2 separate regions of the Homo sapiens genome follow, and region 2 is linked to region 1. A link is an interaction called in ENCODE POLR2A ChIA-PET data of the cell type or tissue named here. Cell type or tissue: MCF 10A. All regions are shown on one strand. Links, peaks and the distances in the headings refer to the core of each region. The heading gives the core; the rest is flanking DNA.

The links. ChIA-PET counts read pairs that join two places held together with the same protein. Peaks named below come from ENCODE experiments on the same cell type or tissue, not always from the same donor. Only the 100,000 strongest peaks of a DNase experiment are listed, where the experiment ranks them.
Region 2: POLR2A ChIA-PET joins it to region 1 with 30 read pairs; 3 of 35 experiments call an interaction of 5 or more read pairs at or near these places.

What each region holds. Positions count from the first base shown.
Region 1 is chr6:31,065,348-31,073,674 of GRCh38, forward strand. No RefSeq gene overlaps it. Among named protein-coding and RNA genes, the nearest start is that of C6orf15, 43 kb to the right of the region's middle. RefSeq lists enhancers at 4,735-5,699, 5,700-6,663. In MCF 10A, for the core only: CTCF peaks have their summits at 3,711 (motif pointing left), 3,912 and 5,528; DNase peaks (open chromatin) are centred at 3,684 and 5,494.
Region 2 is chr6:30,880,800-30,889,126 of GRCh38, forward strand. It overlaps DDR1 (discoidin domain receptor tyrosine kinase 1), which reads left to right and starts at 3,720. Exons shown (of 18, transcript NM_001297654.2): 1 at 3,720-3,911; 2 at 7,889-8,015; 3 at 8,109-8,211. The coding sequence starts at 7,931. RefSeq lists enhancers at 1-820, 3,255-4,028, 4,098-4,605, 5,621-6,127. In MCF 10A, for the core only: no CTCF peak of the experiment used is centred there; DNase peaks (open chromatin) are centred at 2,102, 3,252, 3,632, 5,422 and 3 weaker places.

The DNA.
Region 1 (8,327 bases), core at 288-8,287:
CACTGCAACCTCCGCCTCCCAGGCTCAAGCAATTCTCCTGCCTCAGCCTCCTGAGTAGCTGGGACTATAGGCGCGTGCCACCACACCCGGCTAATTTTTGTATTTTTAGTAGAGACAGGGTTTCACTATGATGGCCAGGCTGATCTCGAACTCCTGACCTTGTGATCCACCCACCTTGGCCTCCCAGAGTGCTGGGATTACAGGTATGAGCCACTGCACCTGGCCTAGGATTCCTTTAGTAACTGTCTAGTATGGTGCTGGGAATTCTTTTGGGAACAGAGGCAGCCAACCAACAGAAGTGAATGACATAGTTCTTACCCTCAAGGACAAGAAAACCAGCAATTACAGTGCAACATGCTAAGTGCTACAATAAAGGAATGCTTTCGGGCAGAGTCCAGAGAAGGGATCTCATTCAGCCTGTGCAGATCCTGGAAAGCTTCCCAAGGGATAGGGTAACTGACCGGAGACTTGTGACATATTTGTGGGGCACTTTGAGCTGCTGTCACATATGTGGATTCTTTTGATCTTCACATCACCTCTGTGAGGTAGGAGAACCATCCTGTCTTAGAAATGCAAAGACTGAAGTTCAGAGAAGTTAAATAAATTGTCCCCAAACCTCCTTAACGGTAAGTGGCAGGGAGGGGTGGGGGGTGAGGGAGTTAAACTCAGGTTTCCTGGCTCCAGGATTACTCACTTTTTATCTCATTTGGACTGAATCTCAAGTGATGAACTGTTCTGCACTGTCTCTACAAAAATCACTCACAGGTATGAACACTTTTATCCTTCAGTCTTCTCTTCTTTAGGCTTGCAATGGCAGGCTCTCGGATCTTTCCTCCAATCTGTATTGGGTTTTGAGCCAAGCAAGAAAAACCAGACACAGTCCCTATTCTTGAGGAGCCCCCAGTCTGAAAACAAGTCGTGGATACACAGAAAAAACATTCTTGTGTGTGTGATGGATGGTAGGGAACGTGTCATCAATTGTGACATTTATGGCATTTATTTGCCTTTACTAGTGAGTTCTGCTTTTTAAGATGTTTGCGACTTCTCAGGCCTCACCCTCAAAAGAATTTGAAAATTGAACACAAGCAGAGATGTTTTGTTTTCAACTCAGGACCTCACCCAGAGTTTTTTAGGCAGCAACCCTGAACCAAGTTGGCCTCGAGGTATTCGTGAGTTTCCATACCCAGAAGACTTTTTCAGCTTCTACCTTCTACCCATGAAAGGAGGTGGCATGGATGTTTCCTTTTTCTTTTTCTTTTTTTTTTTTTTTAGTATTTATTGATCATTCTTGGGTGTTTCTCGGAGAGGGGGATTTGGCAGGGTCATAGGACAATAGTGGAGGGAAGGTCAGCAGATAAACAAGTGAACAAGGGTCTCTGGTTTTCCTAGGCAGAGGACCCCGCGGCCTTCCGCAGTGTTTGTGTCCCTGGGTACTTGAGATTAGGGAGTGGTGATGACTCTTAACGAGCATGCTGCCTTCAAGCATCTGTTTAACAAAGCACATGGTGCACCGCCCTTAATCCATTTAACCCTGAGTGGACACAGCACATGTTTCAGAGAGCACGGGGTTGGGGGTAAGGTTATAGATTAACAGCATCCCAAGGCAGAAGAATTTTTCTTAGTACAGAACAAAATGGAGTCTCCCCTGTCTACTTCCCTCTACACAGACACAGCAACAATCTGATTTCTCTATCTTTTCCCCACATTTCCCCCTTTCTATTCGACAAAACCGCCATCGTCATCATGGCCGGTTCTCAATGAGCTGTTGGGTTCACCTCCCAGACGGGGTGGCTGCCGGGCAGAGGGGCTCCTCACTTCCCAGTCGGGGCTGCCGGGCGGAGGTGCCCCTCACCTCCCGGACAGGGCGGCTGGCCGGGCGGGGGCTGCCCCCCCACCTCCCTCCCTGACGGGGCGGCTGCCGGGCGGAGATGCTCCTCACTTCCCAGACGGGGCGGCTGCCGGGCGGAGGGGCTCTTCACTTCTCAGACGGGGCGGCCGGGCAGAGACGCTCCTCACCTCCCAGACGGGGTCGCGGCTGGGCAGAGGCGCTCCTCACATCCCAGACGTGGCGGCGGGGCAGAGGCGCTCCCCACATCTCAGACGATGGGCGGCCCGGCAGAGATGCTCCTCACTTCCTAGATGGGATGGCGGCCGGGAAGAGGCGCTCCTCACTTCCCAGACTGGGCGGCCAGGCAGAGGGGCTCCTCACATCCCAGACAATGGGCGGCCAGGCAGAGACGCTCCTCACTTCCCAGACGGGGTGGCAGCCGGGCAGAGGCTGCAATCTCGGCACTTTGGGAGGCCAAGGCAGGCAGCTGGAAGGTGGAGGTTGTAGCCAGCCGAGATCACGCCACTGCACTCCAGCCTGGGCAACATTGAGCACTGAGTGATTGAGACTCCGTCTGCAATCCCAGCACCTCGGGAGGCCGAGGCTGGCAGATCACTCGCGGTTAGGAGCTGGAGACCAGCCCGGCCAACACAGCGAAACCCCGTCTCCACCAAAAAAATAGGAAAACCAATCAGGCGTGGCGGCGCGCGCCTGCAATCCTAGGCACTGGGCAGGCTGAGACAGGAGAATCAGGCAGGGAGGTTGCAGTGAGCTGAGATGGTGGCAGTACAGTCCAGCTTCGGCTCGGCATCAGAGGGAGACCGTGGAGAGAGAGGGAGAGGGAGAGGGAGAGGGAGACAGTGGGGAAAGGGAGAGGGAGACCGTGGGGAGAGGGAGGGGGAGAGGGAGACCGCGGGGAGAGGGAGAGGGAGAGGGAGGGGGAGAGGGAGACCGTGGGGAGAGGGAGAGGGAGGGGGAGAGGGAGACCGTGGGGAGAGGGAGAGGGAGAGGGAGGAGAGGGAGAGGGAGGGGAGGGAGAGGGAGGAGAGGGAGGAGAGGGAGAGGGAGGAGAGGGAGAGGGAGGAGAGGGAGAGGGGGAGGGGGAGGAGAGGGAGGGGGAGGGGGAGGGAGAGGGAGAGGGAGGAGACTGGATGTTTCCTTTGATCATCTATCACATCTTTGCAGAGGACATATAAGCCTGTGCATGGCTATGAGAACACAGTGGAGAGCCATGTAAATAGCTTTTGCCTTCAAGGTGCCTGGCAGAAGCGAATGAATATTGCTGTCATGTACATGCAAACGTTGTGAAATGCTTCAATGTTCCACATCTTCTTTGGAGACCTTTAAGAAATTCATGGAACTTTCAGCAGTGATATTTACCACCAACAATGTAATCAAATGGGGCAGCAAGCAAAATGAGCTACTACTAATGCACCATGGAGCAGAGGAATTTTCTCTTGCGCTAACACCACAACAGACCCATTCTTTCATTTGGATTAGTATTCACTACTTGTGCTTAGTTGCTTGCAGTGGATACCCAATTTGTGAAGTGAGCTGAGGTATAATGCAGTATTGTATACTGGAACACAGGGGCTGCAAAAGCAGAACTCACTAACAAAGTCAAATGCCATGAACGTCACAATTGATGAAAACTGGCCATTTGAAAAATCTAGATATGATAAAATTGTTAAATTGATGAGGATGAAGATTGGATTATAGTATATATTCAGCATGCAAAAACAGATAATCAGGGGAAATGCAGTGACAGTCAAAGCAACTATGGAAACAATATCCATGGCAACAAATGGCCTGGTCGGAAGAGAGGCCCAAAGACTGCCTGTGTCTTCCTGATGAAATGTCTGGTAGCCCCCTAGTGGCAATGACCGGGTAGTGGCCCTCTGCGAGATGGGCGCCTCTCTGGAGATTGAGCGCCACTTCTGAGGGCCTGGAGAAGTTGACTTGTTTTGCATCCCACGGGGTCACCCCCACCTCCCCCTTTCCTTGCACTCACTGACATGAGACACAACGTATGTCCACAAACAACTGCTGCTCCTCATTGCATCTAAAGCTCCGTTGCCGGAAAACATACCATTATTTCATGCAGCACTAAGAGGAAAACACAGCGGGTTAAACTATGACACGCCATTGATTGTAAGACGCATCCCTATTCAAGAGATGATAAATGGGAAAATAAATATATGTCTTACAACCTATAAAATATAAATGACTTTCGGCATTTATATTATATTACAGGGTGAGGTGGCTCACACCTGTAATCCCAGCACTTTGGGAGGCCGAGGCGAGTGGTTTGCTTGAGCTCAGGAGTTGGAGACCAGCTCGGATAACATAGCAAGACTCTGTATTTAAAAAATATATATATATATATGTATATATATACACACACACATATATATAAATGACTTTCAGTGATTCATTTAACATTTTCAGATACTTGTTCCCTCACAAACTAAACAACTAAACCATTAATTAATTAATTCACTCATTCTACTCACATTTATTAAGTGTGGATTATTGGACAAGCACACTGACGTCAACACTGAGGATACAGCAGTGAGCTGGTGTCCTGTCTTTAGGGGGCTTTTGTTACAGTGACTTGGTTTCTGATTATCTTTGTCACACTGAATCTGTGAGTCAGTGAGTCCGTGACCCTAAGTGAGTTTCAGAGTGAAAACAGACACCAGATAAGAAGCCAGAAAACCTGGGTTCTAGTCTAGTTCTTCCCCTTAATAGTTTATTTAATCTGTCTCAACCTTATTTTATCTACTTATAGTCTATCACGGTTAAATTGAGAAATAGTTATATTTTTCTCATAGCAGAGTCTTTCAAACAATACGCAATGACAATCAAAATAGCAAAGTAGCTGTGGAAACAGTGTCCATGGCGACCAATGGTCCCATCTTTTCTTTCTTTCTTTTTTTCTTTCTTTCTTTCTTTCTTTCTTCTTCTTTTTCTTTCTTTTTCAAGGTCTCTGAGTTTCAAGTCAAGCCTAAAAAAAATTTTAAGTTTTTTTAATTTGCTGGAATGCAGTGGCATGATCATGGCTCATAGAAGCCTTAATCTCACTGGCTCAAGTAATCTTCTCACCTCAGCTTCCCAAATAGCTGGGATCATAGGCATGCACCACCATGCCCTGCTACGTTTTATTTTTATTTTTTCAATAAAGATTAGGTCTCACCATGTTGCCCAGGCTGGCCTTGAACTCCTGGACTCAAGGTATCTTCCAGCCTCAGCCTCCCAAAGTGCTGGGATTATAGGCATGAGCCACAGCACATGGACCTCATCTTTCTTTCATGTCACTAGATCAAGAAAGCTCCAGAGTTTTTCTTGTTCCCTTCAGGTGTCAAGCAATATCATTTTATGTATATAAACATCTAATTCAGAATAGTTTCACTCTTTTTTCCTATTGTCCTGCATAAAGCTTCCCCCTCCCCAGTGGACAGACTGCAATGGGCTGGCATCTGACATTTGTCTGCAGACCTCATGGTAGGAGACAGGCTGGTTTTCTGCCCTGGGAGTGGGAGTGTAGGAAAGGAGGAGGCACTGGGGACCTGTATCCCAGGTTTTCAGGGCAAGGCTGTGTAAGTATTTCCAGCAGACTAGTGTGAGGCATGCTAGGAAGCGAGCTGATGTGGAGCCGAGCTAATCCTGTCTGATGTGGCCACCTACAGGCATCAACAGGCCTCAGCAGAGAGAAGCTGAAGTGATTACTGCATTCCTATGAGCTGTGGGAGGAATAAATCGTGGAAAGAAATCCTCATTTGCAACTGTATGGCATTAGGGGTGAGGGGTCTCGGAAGAAGCACCCAAGGAGGAGGAATCCCCTGTAAGCCCCTACCAGTCCCAGAGAATGCAAAGCCCTCTTGCAAACCGTGCCTGCTCCACGCCCCAGACCACTCCTTCCCCCAACCCTTCCCCATTCTACTCAACCTTGGAGGGTTAGAAACCACCATTAGCAAGACAGGAGAAGAAGGATAGATGCATAATGTTGAGGACCTGTTTCCCCATTTCTCATCTTCCCATCCTTGCAAAGCCCTTGCTGGAGGAAAGGAGACTTACCTTTGGAACTAAACGTTGAGTTTCTGAATTGGCATTGTGTTTGGTAATATAAAATAACTACAGGACCTAAGAGAGATCAGAACAGTCTTAGTACTGTCCATATTTTCATCTTGGAATGGGGAAAACTGGCTCCACTGAGCAAGTTAAGGACGTCATAGACTGATCTGTAGATGTTCAATGAAATCTGTAATTCAAGACTAAATAACGTATTCTTGGCTGGGCACAGTGGCTCACGCCTGTAATCCCAGCACTTTGGGAGGCCGAGGAGGCGGGCGGAGGGCAGATCACCCGAGGGCAGGAGTTTGAGATCAGCCTGGCCAAAGTGGTGAAACCCCATCTCTATTAAAAATACAAAAATTAGCCAGGCGTGGTGGTGTGCACCTGTAATCTCAGCCACTCGGGAGGCTGAGGCAGGAGAATCACTTGAACCCACGAGACAGAGGTTACAGTGAGCCAAGATCATGCCACTGCACTCCAGCCTGGGCTACAAGAGCAAGACTCCATCTCAAGGAAAAAAAACTAATTAATAATAATAACTTATTCTTGAGACACATGCGATGCAAGACAAGTATTTATTGCTAGGATCTCCTCAGGTAAGCTGTGCAGTAAGTCTGTGCTGTCCTACATGGTAGCCATTAGCCACATGTAGCAACTGAGCACATGAAGTGTGGCTAGTCCAAATACAAATGTGCTCTTAAGTGCAAGACACACATGAGATTTCAAAGACTTAGTACAAAAACAGTAAAATATCTCACTAATAATTTTTATGTTTATTACTTGTCAAAATCACAATATTTTGGATATGCTGTGTTAAATAAAATTTACTATTAGAATTAATTTCACCTGTTGTTTTTTACCTTTTTGATGTGACTACTAGAACTTTGTAAATTACACGGAGCTCGCTTTCTGTGGACATGTAGTCTCTCTCACAGAGAAATACATGTATATTTCTGCTGGACATGTAGTCTCTCTCACAGGTCATAAGGCACTGAGGTCACAGGCCATAGGTTGGGATGTTTCTCCTCCAGAGAGTAGCTCATTCTCACTTTAAATCATCCTAAAGAACACAGGTACTGGTAGGTAGGTGGGCCGCAAGCTGGATTGAGTGGGGAAACTTCCTGCTGTCTTTGAACCAGAACAAGAACAGAGTTGGGAGCCTGTATTTTGCATAGTGAAGGCACACTCAAGGGAGCCACCTATCTTGGGGAGTTATGCTGGCCCCCAAAACTCAGAGCGTGCTAAAGGTGAGGCAGAGAAGCCTCCTGTAGCAAGTGCATACAGGGAGGGGCGTGGGCCTCTGAAATCTGAAAGCACCATGTCTCATTTCCAGTTTTAAGTGTACCTGGAATTCTCTTCTGTTATCCCTAGGTCTTTAGTGGAGCCTGATTAAACATGAGGCTGAGGGCAGCTGTGGGAGCTGAGGGTGGATTCTGTGCCCACTCGTGGCCCCCCCACTGGCCATGGCTTCCTCCCCAGCAGGCCTCGACAGCAGTCTCTGGAGCCTCTGGCCCAGCTTGCTGCGGGTCGCTGCTGTTCTCTTTGTGTCTCTTAGCCTGTGACTTCAATGCAGTCATCTCATTTCTGGGAATCTATCCAATTCTCAATTGTGTAAAAAGCTTTATAAACAAAAAAAGTGCATTACAGTTTACTATCTTAACAAAATATTGGAAGCAGCAGAAACATTTAGCAGTAAAAACTATAAATTATAGACTATGTACTTTGTGCATCATTGGGAAGCCACTTAAGTGACTTTTATTAAAACTTATATTAACAAAGAAGACAATAGTGTCATAATAATTTATTTAAAAAGAATTAAAGGCCAGGCACAGTGGCTCATGCTGTAATCCCAGCACTTTGGGAGGCCGAGGCTGGCGGATCACTTGAGGTCATGGCAAAACCCCATCTCTACTAAAAATACAAAAATTAGCCAGGCGTGGTTGGTGGGTGCCTGTAATTCCAGCTACTTGGGAGGCTGAGGCACGAGAATCTCTTGAACCCGGCAGGCAGAGGTTGCAGTGAACAGAGATCACGCCACTTTACTCCATCCTGGGTGACAGAACTAGACTGTCTCAAAAATAAATAAATAAATAAATATAAGGAATTAAGGAACACACAATTATATATGCAATTGGTGACAATAAAATACAACCCCTCAAAAAGAACAAAAACAAAAACCTAAACAACAACAACCACCTAGGTATAAAGAAAAGACTAGAAAAAAATGTTTTAAAATGAAACCATAACTGTATTAGGGTTCTCCAGAGAAACAGAACTAAAACCTCTCTCTCTCTGTCTCTCTCTCTCTCTCATATAGATGAGAAGACACACTCAAAGGAGCTCATATAGGTGAGAGAGAGATTTTAAGGAATTGGCTCACACGATTGTGGAGATTGGCAAGTCCAAAATTTGCAGGGAAAACTGG
Region 2 (8,327 bases), core at 214-8,213, 180 kb before region 1:
CTGCCTCCCTTCATCTCCTTTTGTCTGGGGTTTCTTTGTCTGGGGTCTCCCTTTGGTTCTGTTTCACAGTTCTCAGCCTCCCCTCCCTTTCTCCACAGCCAGGCTGCTCAGTCCCTCTCTGCGGGGGCCTAGAGGCTCGGTGAGGGGAGCGGGACTTGGTTGCCATGGTCACATTGAAGCCAGCCGCAGCTGGCCCGGGCAGCTGCTCCTCCTGGGCCCGGGGCCCCGGACGCTCGGACAAAGCCAGGCAGCGTTGGCAGCCCCAGACCCGACCCCAAAGGCCTGAGACTGGGGTGACTGGGACCTAAGAGAATCCTGAGCTGGAGGTGAGAGGGGGGAAGCCAGAGATGAACTGGGAGGGCAGGAGTGGGCACTGGAGCTGGGCCCTCCCCTTGTGGGCAGGGACCAGGCGGTCCCCGGCTGGAGGCTGGAGGTGTGTTGGGAGGAGGGGAGCGGCCCAGAGCCTGGCAGGGAGGAGGGGAAAGAGAGGGAATAGAGTTGGGTGCCATGGTGTGGTGAATGGGCTGAGGGACTAGGGTGTCCCCAAAGGGGGACCGTTGTCCAGAAACAGGTTAGATTCTCTCTTTGGTCCTCATGTCCCCATCTGTCCCGCAGGTGCCTCTTCCTTTCTCAGCCTTTTATACTTCTCATCTCCCCGTGTCCCTTAGCTTCACACTCTGCGCCCCAGTCTCCCTCCTCTTTCCCTCCACTCTCTGTTTCACTCCAGCCCCTTCTTCCCTTGTCCTTGCTTCTTGTCCCCTTGATCTGTCTGCCCAGCTCTCAAGCCTCCTCAGTTCCCTGCCTTCCTCTCTTAGGAGTTTGTTTCCAACACTGTTTCCTTCCCGAGTCCACTTCAGTTCCTTCATCCAGTTCAGCCCTTTTCTTCCCAAACTTCAGTCTCCTCCTCTGAGCCCCTGGGGCTTCCCACCTTTTGCTGTGTGTGCCCTGTCTTCATCCTCCTTTTCCTCTCTCAGACCTGTCTCCTTGGCCTTGACCTCAGTCCATCTCCGTCTCTCTGGGAATTCTCTCACCATTGTCCCCATCTGACCATCAGCCTCCTCTCCCTCTTCTGGTCCCTTGCCCTTTTCTTCCCCAACCACAGCTGAGCTGTTTCATCTCTCTCCCAGAGCTACGTCATCTCAATCTCCTCCTTCGCTCCCTGGCCTCAGTTTCCAGTTTATTCAGTGGCATCAGGTCTGACTCACACCCAAAGCCTTGTACACTCCTTCACCCTGCCCCCCACCCGTCGCTTCTTACTCTCCCCAGCTGCTGACCCAGCCTGCTCCTCCAGAGGCAGCTGCAGCTCCCGGAAGGGGACTGCAGCTAGTGTATGTGTGGGGGCCCATCTGGTCCGTCCTCTCGCTCGCTGGTCGTGCTGGGCTTCCCTCCTGTGGCCAGGTGGTCTGCAGGCCTGAAGCTGCCTTCTCCCCTCTCCTACGTGCCTCTCCTCACATTTTTTCAGCTGTTTCCCATCCTCTCCTTCCTGGGCAGCAGGCTGCCACTGGCTTGAAGGGGAGGGAAGCCCAGGATGGGAGGGGATGGTAGAGGGTCATTTGGGGGTTCTCAGGGACACAGGGGGCCTCTGGGGTTCGGAGTGATGCAGGAGATGTGGAATGGGCTCTGGGGACCACGGATGGGTAATCAGGCCCTCTTGGTCTTTGGTGCTGCTCTCTGGGCCCCAGGATGGCTGGGATTTCCCTCTCAGGCCCCTGGGAATCTCGGCTCCGAGTCCCGCATTCCAGCTGGCTCCAGCTCCCTTTCCGTTGTCACTTGACTCCACTGGGCCCCAGCCTTGCATCCCTCCCACTCCTCCAGCCTAGAGCTGGGGCGAGGTGGGCATCACCACTAGGAATTTCTCCTGAGGCAGTGAGAAGAGGGGACAAAGGTTTCAGGACTCTCTAGCTCCTTCTGCTCTCCCCAGTGGACCCCTCTGTCTGGCACTGCCATGCCACTTAGCTGGGGTCAGCGTGGGCCTGGGGTGTGGAATGTCCCACCAGGGTATGACGGGCTGTAGCTTGCCTGGCAGGCCTGTTGGGGCTTTCCCAGAGCACAGCTCCTGGAAGGAGGGGCTGTGGGCTGCCAGGTGAGGTGACTTGGGAAGCCTTGGCCCCACCCCCAGGCTGGCCCCACCCCCAGTCCAGCGTCTCCTGGGCCTAGATTCCCCAGCTGCTGTTCTCTGGAGGGGTAGGTGTTCTGGGGGAATGAATCCCTGGGGGCTTGGTGGGACAGGAAGGCGGGAAGAAGCTGCTCTTCGAGTGACCCTGGGGCTGTCTGTTAGCAGGTCCCTCAGCCGTTGGAACGTCCTTGGGCTTCTGAACTAGTGCCCATGTGTGCCTCGGCCTTTCCCAAGGGCCAGCTTCTTCCTGGTAGTGCTTTTGTGTACTTGTCTGGTTGGGACTTCGTGTTTCTTTCTTGGGATTGTTGTCTGGGACTGCAAGCAGGGTATGTTTTTATCTACTGTGAGGTTCCTGGGGCGGAGATGTGCAGTGGAGCGAGAACTTCCTGTGACCGTGACATTGTCTAGGTGGTGAGCAGGTGTGGGGGTGTGGAGAGAGGTGAGGGGCTGAGGTAGTGCTGAGTGGGGAAAAAGCACCTCCCACCACAAGCTGTTCTGTCCCGCTCCATCCTCTGCCCAGTAGCTCTCTCAGTTGCTTTGCCTACTCAGTCTCACTGTTTCATCTTCCCTGGGTCTCTTGGTCCCCTTCCTTTTGACTGTGTGTGATTTTCAGTGTGCCTCCATCCTTCTCCTGCTCCTCTTCTTCCTCCTCCCGACCACTCAACTTTGTCCTGGCCTCATTTTTGGCCTCTTCTGGCCAGTGATCAGACCCTCTGGCCCACTACGGCCAGAGCTGGCTGGGCCTGAGGGAGGCTTGCCCTGAGGACTCCTGAGTCCCCCTCCCACTCCACTCCGTTGGGAGCCCAGGGGAATCAGGGCCTGGGCGTCTGGACCCCCGGGTCCCTTAGAACGCCCTTCAGAGAGAGGAACTGAGAGGAGAAGGAGAAGAGAGTGGGCCCGCCTTCAGGGTCTGGGGCCTTCCAGGTTGGGTCGTAGGGGCGGGAGCGCACAGGCTGCGAGAGAGGAGCAAAGGTTGGTGGAGGGAGAAGAGCAGTCTGGGGCCTGGCTGGACAGGTGAGCCCTGAGACCTGAGCTCTGCTCCCTTCTCTGGGCTAACTCCCGCAGCTGGGCTGGGCCGAGCCTGTGGGAACCTGCTTCTTCCTCTGTGCCCTGGGGCTGCTCCCCTTTGCCTCTCCCACCAGGAACCGATCCCAGAAGTAGGAGGGGCGTCTTCCCCTCGTGGGCCCTGAGCGGGACTGCAGCCAGCCCCCTGGGGCGCCAGCTTTGGAGGTTCTCGTTTGGGGAAGCGGGGGTGGGCTGCGAGTGGGTGGAGGGGGCTGGGCGCGGAGCCGGCCGGAGGCAGCGGCGCGGGCGGCTGGGCGGCCTGGGAGCGCCCAGGCGGGCTTGGCGGGCGGGTTACCTGGGGGAGGCCGGGCCGGGCGCTAGCGCGCGGGGTGGGCGTGGCGGGCGCGGGGCCTGGAGCTCGGCGCCGGGCGTGGGAGCCACTGGGACTACTGGGTCCGGGAGGGGGAAGGGAGGGCTGCGAGCCCGAACGCGCGGCGAGAAGGCCGAGGGGAGGGAGGGGAGCGAGGAGCGGGAGGAGGAAGGGAGGGAGCCGAGGCGAGGGGGAGGCGGCGCCTGGGCCCGAGCCGCCCCAGCCCTGGCTCCTCTCCCCGGAACAGGCCCCCGACAGCTGCTCTCGGGAGCCGCCTCCCGACACCCGAGCCCCGCCGGCGCCTCCCGCTCCCGGCTCCCGGCTCCTGGCTCCCTCCGCCTCCCCCGCCCCTCGCCCCGCCGCCGAAGAGGCCCCGCTCCCGGGTCGGACGCCTGGGTCTGCCGGGAAGAGCGATGAGAGGTAGGGAGAGCGGCGGCGGAACCCGCGGGCGGAGGCCTGGGGCTCTTGGGGTGGGGGCGCGCGGCGGCGCCTGCAGGGCGAGGGGCGGGGGAGGCAGGACGTCCCGAGCCATGCTTGGTCGTCCAGCTCTTCTAAGCCTCCCTGCCCGCCTCCCCGATGCTCTGGCATACCGTCTGAAAACCGGGGGCGGGGACTGGGTGGAGGTGAAGCCCGTGACCTCCCAGAAAGAGTTTTGAGCCTCCAGCCTTGAGGCAAGTCCCCTCTCACTCAGTGCGGAGGAACTGAGCCCCGGGAGGAGGTGCTCCTGTGCAGCCCCACTGAGTCAGCTCATCTATCGCCTGCCCTCCACCTGGCCAGTCCCTGCGGGCATCTAACTGCTAAGCCTCCGCTCAGCCAACACCCAGTTGGTCAGTCTGGTCACAGTCCAGCAAAAAGAGGGACTGCCACTCTAACCCACCAGTGACACCACTCTTCCCGGCTGGATGGTCAATTAGCTCTGGCATGAGAGAATGTCACTGCCGGTGAGCGCCAGCTTCAGGGTCCCACCCCCCCATGCCTGGCTCTTGGCTGAACATTTCTTCCCAGCGCTTCCAGCAGCCAGAGGCAGGCGCCCAAGCTCGCTGGCTGTTGCTGAGGGCCTGTAGGTGTGTCCAGGACTGAGTGGTGTGGTGGAGACAGGTGAAAGGGGAGTGAGTGGAAAGGCAGGGAAAGGCTGTTGTCCTTATTGCCACTCTTCCCACCCAGCGCCCACCTGTTCCCTGCCCCCTCGACGTCCCTCTGGCTTGGTCACCCATGTGTGTTAGAGGCTGGGCCCCAGTTCTCTGGGGATCCTGTGCCCAAGGGCCCGGGTGTGTGTGTCTCATGCTGTCTTTTGGTCACAGGAGCATGTGGTGTCTGTCATTTCATGTTCACAGGTGTCTGAAGGTGGCTATTCACTGAGCGATGGGGTTGGACTTGAAGGAATGCCAAGGTGTGGACGGGTTGATGTATGCATGAGCTTCTGTGTTTGCTCTGTCTCAGAAACTCTGTGAGGGTTGTCAGGGACACTGAGAGGTGGGTGTGTGCATGCCACATTTAGCCTCGCTGTTTACAGCCAGTTCAGTAAGTTTGTGTGTTTCACCGTGTGTGTGTGTACAGAGCTGTGTGGGTGTTGTCTGAGTGGGACTTGGGGGTTGGGAGAGGAGCGTGAAGGGCTTGAGGCAGGGTGGCCTGGCCCCTGGTTTGTCTTTGGTTGTAATGGAGTGGAAGGGGGTGGGATTGGGGAAGGTCTTCTGGGCTTGTCCTCTCTTGCCCTCTGGGTCTCTGACTGTGGACTGAAGACCCAGTGGAGAGAGATGAGGTGACTGGGGGTGTTGGAGAACAGACAGCCCAGACGTCTCTGTGCTTCTCCGTGTTCCTCTGCTTGGCTCTGTGCCCCGTGTTTCTGAGCCTGCTCTATTTACCTCTTGCATTGTGGCTCTCGCTCTGTCTCCGCCTGCCTCGTATCCTCTGCCTGCCTTTGTATCTCTGCCCCGGGCTCCTCTCGGCTCTGTGTGGCTCTGATGACTCATCTGGGATAGGCATGAAGGTTACTTAGGGGAACAAGAGCCCCGCTGTTCCCGAGAGAGGTGGGGTTGGAGAGCGGCACCCAGGAATTCCAAGCCAGTCTCCTGGGACTCTGGCAGCCTGCTCCCCGGCGCTGGACCCTAAGGGACCAGGCGTGATGCCTTCTGGTTCTAGCCTCTGAGTGCCCCCCACAACTCAGTCGTCCCCCTCAGCTGCTGCTTCAGAGCTCTGGGGTCTCAGCTGCCTCTTACATTCCTGCCCTAGTGCATTGTGGGAGCAGCTGGAGGAGGACAAAGGGATGGGGGAGTATCCCCCACTCCTCCTACCTCCTGGGGTGACCTGCCTTCCTTGTCTTTAGACCCGCCCTCGTCTCCAAGGCAACTCAGCCTTTCCTCAGTCCCTCAGAGGCAGCCACCTTCTGGAAGTGGGAACTGGGGGGACTGGATGTCTGGGTCTCAGGAAGGCAGAGCAGGGATAACTGGGCCCAAGATGCCCTGAACCTGATAAGAGGTGGCAGTCGAGTCCCTCAGGACTCCAGGGCCTGGAGACTTCAGTACAGGGCTCTGAGACCAGTACAGGTTAGGATAGCTTTTCCTGCAGCAGGGGAGGGGAGAGTAGTTACTTGGGTTTGTAAGGAGATGCCATTTAGAATAGTTTTATGTGGGGTAAGCTTCCTGGGCCTGAGGAACAGAGTAGGGATTTTCAAACTTTAATGGGCACAGGTCACCTGGGAATTGTGTTAAAAGGCAGATTTTGATTGAGCAGGTCAAGGGTGAGCCTGAGATTCTGATTTCTTCCATGCTTCCAGGTATTGCTGATGGTCCAGGGACCACCCTGGGCCTAGAGGGCTATAGGGGACAGTAAGACTAGAAGGTGCTGGGGTCCCCTCTGCCCTTCTCTTAGAATTCTGGACTCCTATGTGGGAGGGCAGCAGGGTGAGCTGGTCCAGGCTTATCTGATGTTTAATTCTATCATATCCTCAACAAGGAATTGCCCAACCTTTCCTGGGACATATTTATTTTTTAAAAGTCAAAATGATTTTCATATTCTTTTACATATCTTATGATTTTACATAAATGCATTTATGTTACAAGATTTAGAAAAATAGTACAATCAACCTGTCTTTTTAAATTTGCTTTTCTTTTGCCCCGTTCATGTTAACTCTTGTTATATTGTATTCTATTGTTATATTCTATTATATATTCTCTCCTTCTAGACGTACACACAGGTATATATACAAACATGGGTGCTTGTTTATTCTATTTTCAAAAGGTGGGATATTTTTTATACTTCTGTTGCTTGCTTTTCATATTCAACAGATATACATGGAAATCACACAAAGTTAGGAATATATTGCCTCTTTGTTACTTTTCATAGCTGCATAGTAGTCAATAAACCTTATTTTTTTTAATTCCAGCCTGTCCCCTGTGGGCATTCACATATCTTACAGATTTATGTCTTACAAAAGGTACCATAATAAACATCTTTGAAATCTTCTTTTTTATTTTTATTTTTCACTTTTTTTAAAGAGATGGGGTCTCACTATGTTCACCAGGCTGGTCTCTAACTCCTGGCCTCAAGTGATCCTCCCATCTCGGCCTCCCAAAGTGCTGGGGTTACAGGCATGAGCCACCAGACCCAGACCTGCACATATGTTCTTACTTCCTGGTGCTTCTCTCTCGAGGGAATGCTGGGTCGAAGAGGATGTGCATTTTTAATTATAATAGACATTGCTAGATTGCTTTCCAAATAGAAGATAACACTCATTTCTGCCATTGAGCATGGTGCCTCCCTTTTCATCACTTTCTACCACTTTTATATGTTACAGCCTTAAAAAAATATCTTGTCAGTCTGCTTGGTATTTCCCTGAGGCTGGTGAATTTGACCATTAAAAAAAATGTTTGTTGGCAATTTGGCTTTGCTTTTCTGTGAAATGACTATTCACATTCTTTGGCTGTTTCTTTATTGGGTTACTTATATATTTTTTCTTGTCAGTTCCTAAGGGGCCTTAGTTTATTGTAGTTATTAAACCTTTTCCTGTTGTATGTGTTATAAACATTTTTTGCACACTTGTTGTTTGTTCTAAGCCGTTGTTTATGGGGATATTTTGCCCATTCCTGATTGGAGAAATGGGGCTTTAGGAAGTTATTTAACTGATCTCTGCCCTAGTTTCTTCATGTGTTAAATATGGATAGTAATAGTATCTACCTTATGAAGTGACTGTGAAGATAAAATTATGGATTCTGTTTAAGGGTTTAGGCCAGTGTCTGGCACAGGGGAAGCATTCTAAAAATATAGCTGATGCTGTTAAACAATGACTGTTGTTGTTGTTTTACTGTTATTATCCCCAAAGCGGCCCATTCTGTCTGTTGCTGTCAGCTATGACTCAGTCCCCTGATTAACTTACGCACCACCCATTTTATCCCCTGCAGAGATGCTGCCCCCACCCCCTTAGGCCCGAGGGATCAGGAGCTATGGGACCAGAGGCCCTGTCATCTTTACTGCTGCTGCTCTTGGTGGCAAGTGGAGATGCTGACATGAAGGGACATTTTGATCCTGGTGAGGAGACTGAATCATGGGTCCCTGAGGGCCAGGGCTTGGGAGGTAGAGAGTTGGGGGCCTTGACCTGTTACATGCCTGCTTTTTACTCAGCCAAGTGCCGCTATGCCCTGGGCATGCAGGACCGGACCATCCCAGACAGTGACATCTCTGCTTCCAGCTCCTGGTCAGATTCCACTGCCGCCCGCCACAGCAGGTACTTGGCACACCTGGCACACTTGTAGCTGCCCCGAGAGGAGCTCCTGGGACCTCTACTTCCCCTCCAACCCCTCTGCCCATGCCAGTGAAACCCCTGCAGGCTGAGGGGGCAAA